2 separate regions of the Homo sapiens genome follow, and region 1 is linked to region 2. The links are chromatin contacts, found by Hi-C or POLR2A ChIA-PET in ENCODE. All regions are on one chromosome and are shown on one strand. The core of a region is the stretch at or near the end of the contact, and the rest is flanking DNA. Distances in the headings are between cores, read along the strand shown.

The links. A loop is a pair of places that touch in the nucleus more often than their neighbours do. ChIA-PET counts read pairs that join two places held with the same protein, here RNA polymerase II (POLR2A).
Region 1: a loop to region 2 is called in a map of ascending aorta, with 8 times the contacts of the local background. The contact joins two enhancer-like sites. A Hi-C loop is called at or near these places in 1 of 168 maps with a recorded cell type or tissue (ascending aorta). POLR2A ChIA-PET finds 5 or more read pairs at or near these places in 1 of 52 experiments (WTC11).

What each region holds. Positions count from the first base shown.
Region 1 is chr1:11,205,502-11,209,648 of GRCh38, forward strand. MTOR (mechanistic target of rapamycin kinase) reads right to left here. Exons shown (of 58, transcript NM_004958.4): 25 at 3,811-3,957. Among named protein-coding and RNA genes, the nearest start is that of ANGPTL7, 18 kb to the left of the region's middle. Within about 2 kb of position 2,575, at least 8 of the 41 ENCODE cell types and tissues checked have a DNase peak (open chromatin) inside an H3K27ac peak, as active enhancers do; they include ascending aorta, where a contact is called at or near this core.
Region 2 is chr1:10,528,789-10,532,871 of GRCh38, forward strand. The region is part of intron 2 of PEX14 (peroxisomal biogenesis factor 14); the gene reads left to right. Among named protein-coding and RNA genes, the nearest start is that of PEX14, 56 kb to the left of the region's middle. RefSeq lists an enhancer at 1-456. Within about 2 kb of position 2,188, at least 8 of the 41 ENCODE cell types and tissues checked have a DNase peak (open chromatin) inside an H3K27ac peak, as active enhancers do; they include ascending aorta, where a contact is called at or near this core.

The sequences.
Region 1 (4,147 bases), core at 1,325-3,824, 680 kb after region 2:
TGAATTTATAACAGTGCTTGGCACAAAGTTAGTACTATTTGCCTAGTTCTCTAAAGTTAGAAACACCTGCCTGGGATCCTGGCTCTTCCACTCAGCAGCTGTAACACCCTGGGCAAATTACTTGTATTTTGCAGCTGAGCCTCAGAGTGCCTCATCTAAGGATAATGTGTCTAAATGGCTTAGCCGGAATAAAGGAGCAAAAAATGATTGTTATTATTGTCAAAACAACACCTATTTGAACTGGCCTAGGCCTAACTACACTAAATCCCTAACTTTTAAAATATGTTCTTCATAGATTTTTCCAGCAGGACACATCAATCCTCCCTAAATGGGGGAAATCATGTAAGACAGAGCAGAAGGTCTCAAACTTTGGACTAGTGAAGTGGTCCAGTGAGTGAAAAGACCCCCAGGTGCTATACCATCAAGGACTCAACCATCACCTCCCTGGGATACACTGGAGATGTGCTGTTGCTTCTAAAGAGTTACGGATGAATAGAATTAGACAACCTATCACTTTATGTCAAAAACCGAAGCAGAAATGTTACAAGAGACAAACTAAATAATACCACTGACCATACAACGAGAACCTCTGAATGAGAAGGAAGAGGGAGACTAGATACCAAAGACTGATTTTTAGACCTTGCTCTGTTGAGCACAATGGGAACATCCAGTCCTTTCCTGCCCACAGATACCTGGTTTCTTCCCTACAAGATGGGTTTGTGTGTAGCTGTATTATATTATACAGCAATTGTTAAAAGCTGCACATAAACAGGGAAGTATTACTAGTTTCTTTTTCCCTCTAATGAAATGAGGTTGGGCCTGGGTAAGGCAGAGACAATTCAACACAGTGGTTAAGAGAGTGGGCTCTGGAGTCATGCTATCTAGGTCAAATCCCAGCTCCACCATTGATGCTAGTTGACACTGGGCAAATTACTTAACCCGTCAGTGCCTCACGGTCCACATCTGTAAAGTGGGACAGCAACGACAGCACCTAACTCATGGGGTTATCATGAAGATTAAATGAGTTAATATAGTGTTCCACCACAGTGCTTGACACACGGAAAGCACTCAATAAATGTCAGTTGTTACTATTACTTGATAAATGGCAGTAAATAGGTTTTCAAAAAATCATAGCTTAATTTATTGACTAGGCCAAGTCCCCCATGTGGCCCTTTCCCCCTGCTCTGTAAAACATTATCAACTCTCAATTCTCTGGGTTCTATAACAACTGTGTAAACACGAGCTGCTTCCTCTTGCCATCCACCCACTGCTGATCGCCTCATCTGGTGATGCTGGTGCCTGTTCATGGAATGCCAGCTTACTCATGGTGAAGGTAAACCCAAACAGATTATCATTCAGACAGACAGTAAAGCTGCTGAAAATTCTGGAAGGCATTCTAGAAGTATACATAAATGGTTTTTATGTTTTCTGTATCACATAAATCTAATATTATCATAACAAATAAAATGGTGACTGAGGTGGCAAATTGTTACTCTGAAAGTTGGTTAAGACTGATAAATGCACCAATCCCTAATTATCATCACATGATTATAAGGAGGCACAATTTACTTCTGAACAATGAGGTCTGCTGCCTTTTTTTGTCGTTGTTGTTGGTGAGACAGGGTCTTGCTCTGTTGCCTGTGCTGGAGTGGTGAAGTGGGATGATCACTGCTTACTGCAGCCTTGACCTCCCAGGCTCAAGAGATCCTCCCACCTTAGCCTCTCGAGTAGCTGGGACTACAGGCATGCACCACCATGTCCAGCTAATTTTTGTATTTTTTGTAGAGGGGGAATTTTGCCATGTTGCCCCAGCTGGTCTTGAACTCCTGGGCTCGAGTAATCCTCCCGCCTGGCTTCCCAAAGTGTTGGAATTACAGGCATGAGCCACTGCACCTGGCCCCCTACCTCTTTTTTTTTTTTTTTTTTGAAGAGAATCTTGCTCTGTCACCTGGGCTGGAGTGCAGTGGCGCAATCATAGCTCACTGCACCCTGGAACTCATGGGCTCAAGTGAACCTCCTGCCTCAGTCTCCTGAGTAGCTGGGACTACAGGCAGGTGCCACTCTGCTCAGCTAATTTTTAAAATTTTTTCAATTCCTTTTTTTTTTTTTTTTTTGAGACAGGGTCTTACTCTGTTGCCCAGGCTGAAATTAATTTTTTTCATTTTTCATTTTTATTATACAGATGGTGTTTTACTATGTTGCCCAGGCTGGTCTCAAACTCCTGCTTCAAGTGATTCTTCCATTTTGGCCTGCCAAATTACTGAGATTACAGGCATGAGCCACCATGCCCAGCTCCCACAATTTACTTCCCAATGAAATAGATCTGAGAGTGAGCTGTGGAGGATTCTGTCTAGAGTTTTGAACTTGATCTACTTTCTCAGGTGAGATAAACTAAGAGTCTTTCTTTTGTCTATCTGGCAAGGTTTATGCTTATTTTTTCCAAGTCTGGGTAGAAAGCAAAACTTCCTGGAAGCAAACTAGATTACTGAGGAATTTCCTAAAATAGAGAGAACAAAGCTCTAAAGCAGGGTGGACGGCTGCCTGGTTGGAAGGACATTCTGAACCTAGTCAGGATGAAAACATCTGGGTGGAAATGTACATCTGGCCTCCTGCCTGGCCCCTCCCTCCAGTGTGAGGTGTCAGCAGGGTGGCCTCAATGATTACCTGGGAATGCCAAGTGACTGATAACCTTTTTCTTCCTCCTAAAGTCTCAGAGTAGCAGTTACAAAATCCCCAGAGGGAAAGCAGCATCACTCCTGACCCAGGAATATTTTACTACCTCCATCTTAACCCAGCAAACGTTTCTTAGCAGTGGTCACTTGAAGCTGTTTGTGTGAGTAAAGACTCTGAAACAACAGTAATAAACCCCCAGTGCTCCGCAAAGCTGGGCGTGAGCCCGTACACATGCACAAAGGACTGTGTTCAAATCTTTATGGGTTTTTCCAAAAGAAGTGAACGAGTCAGCTAGGACACAGTCTTGCCCAGTTCTTCACCTCTATCTGCTGCTGCACATGGAGTGAGATGGCTAATAGATGAAAAATAACACTGAAATCTAAACTGGAAGTTGCTTACAGTCACCAGAAACATGAAAGACTAATGCAAAATGGAAAATACTCGATGTGGTATATTTATTTAAAGTTGGTGAAGTAATTATGATTATTGTGCTCTGATTCACTAGAGATGCTTTGAAACTGCCTGTTTTTAGGTGGATAGCTGATGGCATACATGGTGAAAAGCTGGTCATATCTTAGGCTTTGGCCAGCAGAGATAATTCAGTAATCACTTGGAAACATCTAAAACCTCACTACTCAAAGTATGGTCCATGGACCAGCAGCATCACATTAGCTGGCAGCTTGTCAGAAATGCAGAATATCAGGCCCCAAATCAGACTGCCAACAACAGAATAAGCATTTTTACAAGACTCCCAGCAACTGGTAAGCCCAATGAGTTTGAGAAGTTTGAAAAGCACTGTTTGAAAGAGCCTTCATCAGTCTCAATGCCAACTAGGGGGCTCACTAGCTTTGTTCCCTTCATGTAAAAAATGAGAATGTATTTGCAACAAAAGGTTCTACCATCCATATTCCAAGGGAGCACAAAAGGACATTTTGTTCTCTACTTTTTCTCTATTCAAAACAAAATTACAATTTAGGCACCTGTAAAAAGACAAAATGATCTAAGTTCATGGTATCTAGATTTCTGGAAAAAACACCTGGGCTGGTTTTCGGTTGCCCAGTTTAAACAGTTAAAAGTTTTGAGTAAGTGAGAAGAGCAGAGCTCTCCTTTCCCAGTCACCTGAAACAATGGACTTGCCTTTTGGAGGTTGATGGTGCTGACGTGCAGTTTCTTCATGGGTCCTGTTTCCACTGGTCCACTAGCCAATGCATCCCCTTGGCCACTCCTAAGCATCCGATGCTGGTAAATCAAAGGATCCTCCTCTTCATCAGCAAGTGTGTATCCCTACAACCAAAGATTTATAGGAAACACCTATAACTCTACTAGATGCTTCTGGTTTAGGAAATATCCTTAAATTTTGGGAGGTGCAGACCTGGTAGAGCCAGGATTTCAGTAAGAAGTAAAAAGTTGCACATATGGACAAAATGAACCACAGATGGGCTGACTCCCCAACTGTAGACAGTCTTTGCTAGTC
Region 2 (4,083 bases), core at 938-3,437:
GCTCTTGCCACTCGTCTCTGGCACATAAACCTTTTATTTCCGTTCCTGGCACGCTGGCCAAACCTCCAACTTGCAGCCAGCTCGTTTGCCTTCTCTGCTGAGGTCACTGCTACCGTGATCCGTGTATAATGGCATTTTCCTCCTCTTTTCAGTATGAAGGCTATTACAGTTTCTTCTCTAAACAGGACTTCAAACAATTTGCTGCCAGTTGCATTTCAAAGGCAGGGAAAAGGCAAATGTCATCCTTTTTTCCTCCCCTCTTTGGGTAACTGCTTTGTTGGTTGCATCAAAAATTAGAGGGGCTGCTATCTAAATTCAGGTGGGGATGCGTGGGGACAAGGCATTTAAATGTGCTTTTCTTTCTCCCTGAAGGAGAAAAACGCTTTTCCTTCTCAACCTTTCCTAAAAAGGAACTTTGATCTTCCCAACCCACAAGCAAGGGTTTCATTTCTTCCAGGCCGGCGTGTACTCCACAGCTCCTTCTGTGGCGTGGTGACCGTCACCCGCTGCATCAGCAGCTCTGCTTTTCAAGCTGTGCTCCTCCACTGCACCAGCGCCCTTTGGGCTGGAAGTTGGCACCCAGAGTCCTCGGCTGGACACGGACACCTCTCCAAAGTCACCCTTACGTCCCTAAGATCACTGTCCCTTGACATTAAATAGTGCGTGGTGGTTTAAGATGCTTTTTATTTCAATATACATTTCTGGAAGAACTACTTTAATCAAATAACAAAACAATGACATTCTGGCAAGCAGTTCATGCAATATTTTTAACTAAGGCCAAGGGAAAAAAAATAAATGGCAGAGATATTTCACTTTGAAAGGTAGTTTTTGTGCATGTGAAGTTGCCACTTTTCATAAAGGCTTTTACTACATATATCAATGAGTTTTAAGAGAGACTAGGGTCAATAATGCATGCTTTAGAATTCCCTAAATACAGATTTACACAATAGCCTTAAAATATATTCTGTTCTATCATGTCAACTCCTGTGCACTTCTACCAGCGGAATTTTATTTCTTTAATGTGAAAAACAAAAGGACAGAGGAAAGTAAAGTAAAACAAAGGAAATTAGGGCCCACAAGCTTAATTAGTATAGTGTTGTAACCCAAATCAACAATGGGAAGGACACAGTGACAAAACCCAGGAAATTCCAAGTCGAAAGAGAGGCTCTTTCCTTTAACTCCTTGAGTGCCAGGGCACTTGCTAGCCAGCTCCTTACCCAGGTGCAGGAGGCTACCTGAGTACAACTCACTGTCTTTATTGTTGAACTTCCTGGCTTTTGTTGACTTTCCCTTCTCCTTTCCTCCCTTAATGTACATGAAACATACCTTTGTGTGTGCGTTAATTATAGATAAATGGGCTAAAATTGCCTCTTGGTTTTGTAACCCTCAGAGAAGGGGAAAGAGTACAAAAAAAATTCCTGTCACTGTCATCTGTTCATTTTTAATGAGCAATTTTTAAAAATTGAAAATAAAAGAGGAAAATGAATAGGTGTTGAACCAGCCCGTGATATGTAAATGCCAACTAGTAATTACCTAAAACCTCAATTTTCATTCTGTTTCATCTTGCAAAACATTTCATTTTCCCTGAGTGAAAACACTTAATTTGGGCTGTGCGAGTTAGCGGAGCGGCCGCCCCGGCCTGCGCCTCCGCCGGCTCCGGCTAGGGGGCACTTTGGCTCTGCGCTTCTGCCGCCTGCGGGCTCGTCCACCTCAAGGTTATTCCCCTCTTGCCATTCCAGTGGTTTTACTCCGAGTGTGCAGGCCCCTCCCCCCTACTCCCACTAGTCTGGTTTCGGGGAGCCTGTTCCTCCTTGTCCTTGCAGAGGCGCGTATTGAATTTTGGCTGACCGAGCCTTCCTCTGCATATTAACTTTCCCCTCTTACCTGGCTATTGGGCCCTTGGCGTCCCTGAGTTGCAGTCACACTCTGAGAGCAGCTTTCTGGAAGCTTTCTTTCTCCCTTTGAGGTTGCACACAGAACTGCCTCTAGTTTTTGTTTATTCCTGCTGCTTTTTTAGTCTTTCTTTTCATTTTGGCAGCTGGGGAAATCCTGGATTGAGGCTCACACACATTTGCCCTCCTGCCACACTGAGAATGACAATTCCGACGCTTGCTTTCTTTTGCATACTTGTAGATTTTTCTTCTACTCTGGTTTAGGATATGTCACCTTTTGGATATGTTCGTGGAATGTGGCTTGTGGTTGCCGCTGCTTCCTTCCCTCCCCAGCCTGTTCCCTAGCTAGAAAGAGAGCGTGTAGACTTGAGAAAGAACAGGGAGCCCGGCATTGTGAATGGTAGATCAGAGAGGAGCCTGCATGTAGAAAACCAGAATTATGTTGTCCTAGGACCCTGGATCCGAGAGTGCTCTGCCTGGAATCTCAAGGAACACGGCCTCTTTAGTGAGATATATAGCTTCATAATTAGCCCGTTGCATTTTTTCACGAGTGCTAGCATCAGCGTTCTACGATGTGTTTCTCTGATTAACAGCTGCTTTGCAACTATTTCCCTGTGCCGCCGATGACCATATTTGTCAAGGAACTCCTGACAGAGTACTGATTTCTTACTAAAATGCAGCATTTCTGTTTGAAGAGGGTTCTCTCATTCTTGGCAGTGCCTGGCTTTTTAAGTCAGTCCTTGTTAAAACTCGAGTTGGCTTTGGTCTAACGCTTGTTAACAGGATTCTGGGTATCTACTTTAGTGTATGAACGTAGGAACCTTTCACAGGCAATTTAATCTTCTGAGCAGCGCACGTGGAGCAGTGCGGCGCTGGAATGGGGTTTCGGGCCCGTAGATTATATTGGTCATTTTCTTTTGCCCTCTAGTTGTGATCTCTGTGGGTTAAAAGGACTTGGCTTTGGTTGTTAGTGTCATTAATTTTTGAATATTTTTAATATTTTAAGATGGCTAATGAATGCTCACATCTTAGGAGATAGATGTGTATGTAGTACACAGGAGTGCTGGAATTGGTGGCATTCCAAATAAGTGTCACTGGAGACAATGCATCAGGTTTACATGTCAGGTGCAAAGTGCTAAGGCTCCCTCAAACCCCAGGTTCATTATTAGGCAGGCTCTGTCCTCCTGTCCCCCTCGTGCAGAAAATAAAGTGTGTATTCTGAAGATTACAATGTGCAGGTCTTTTGTAGGAGAGTGGAAAACACATAGGAAGCATCTCTTTGGTGAGGACTGTCAGGAACCTCAGTTCTTCTCACTGGGGATTACTTACCCTACACAATGCATTTAACAGCACATAGTTCATAGTAGATAACCCCTGAGTATACTGTATTCCATTGATTTATACAGTTACAAATCCTGCTCTCTCAAATACAAATCTCTCTCAATTGGCCAGTCATCTTAGATCTAAAGGTGTTTTTCAACCTGAAGTCCCCCCCGCTTTTTTCCAAGTTGCTGACAGTGACTCCAGTGACTCCGGTGTAACCATTGTTATGAGACTGCAAAGACAAGAATTTACTCCTCTTCCTTGCACCTCAGTTTTATCTCTAAGTGACACATAGTGAAAATTATGAAATTTCCCCAAAATTGTGGAATTGGTGGTGGCAGGGTTGTTTTATTTTGCTTTGGGTGGAGAAGGGGACAGAAGGTAGGGTCAGAGGGATGGGGGGCGGGGAGAAACTGGTCTGTTTTCTTTGGAGTTTGTTGTCTTTATTTTGATTAAACTAGCTATTGGTAATTCGAGGTGCACTCATTAAGAACTCAGTGCAAGAGGAAGGGAAAGGAACGCTGATTCCATATTTATCACAGGCTCACCAGCAAGCAGCTTCGACGGCGGCATCAGCAGCTTAGTGCCAGAATTCTCCCTGGCTTGCTGCACTCCCACAACATGTGCAATAAAGTTCCTGTCTCCGTTTTACATCTTTGACATTGAGGCGGAAGATTTGGCCTGAATTTATGTAATTTAGTTGGGCACAAATATAACCCATGAATAGTCACATTCATCTTCTAATTAGAAAATCAAATGATAATACAGGACAGGCTGCAGGCACCCCATCATCGAATCCAACAAAAGCGTGTTGTGTGTGTTGGGCCTCTGCAGAGGAAAGTCAGTTGAATTGCTTCATGAAATTAAT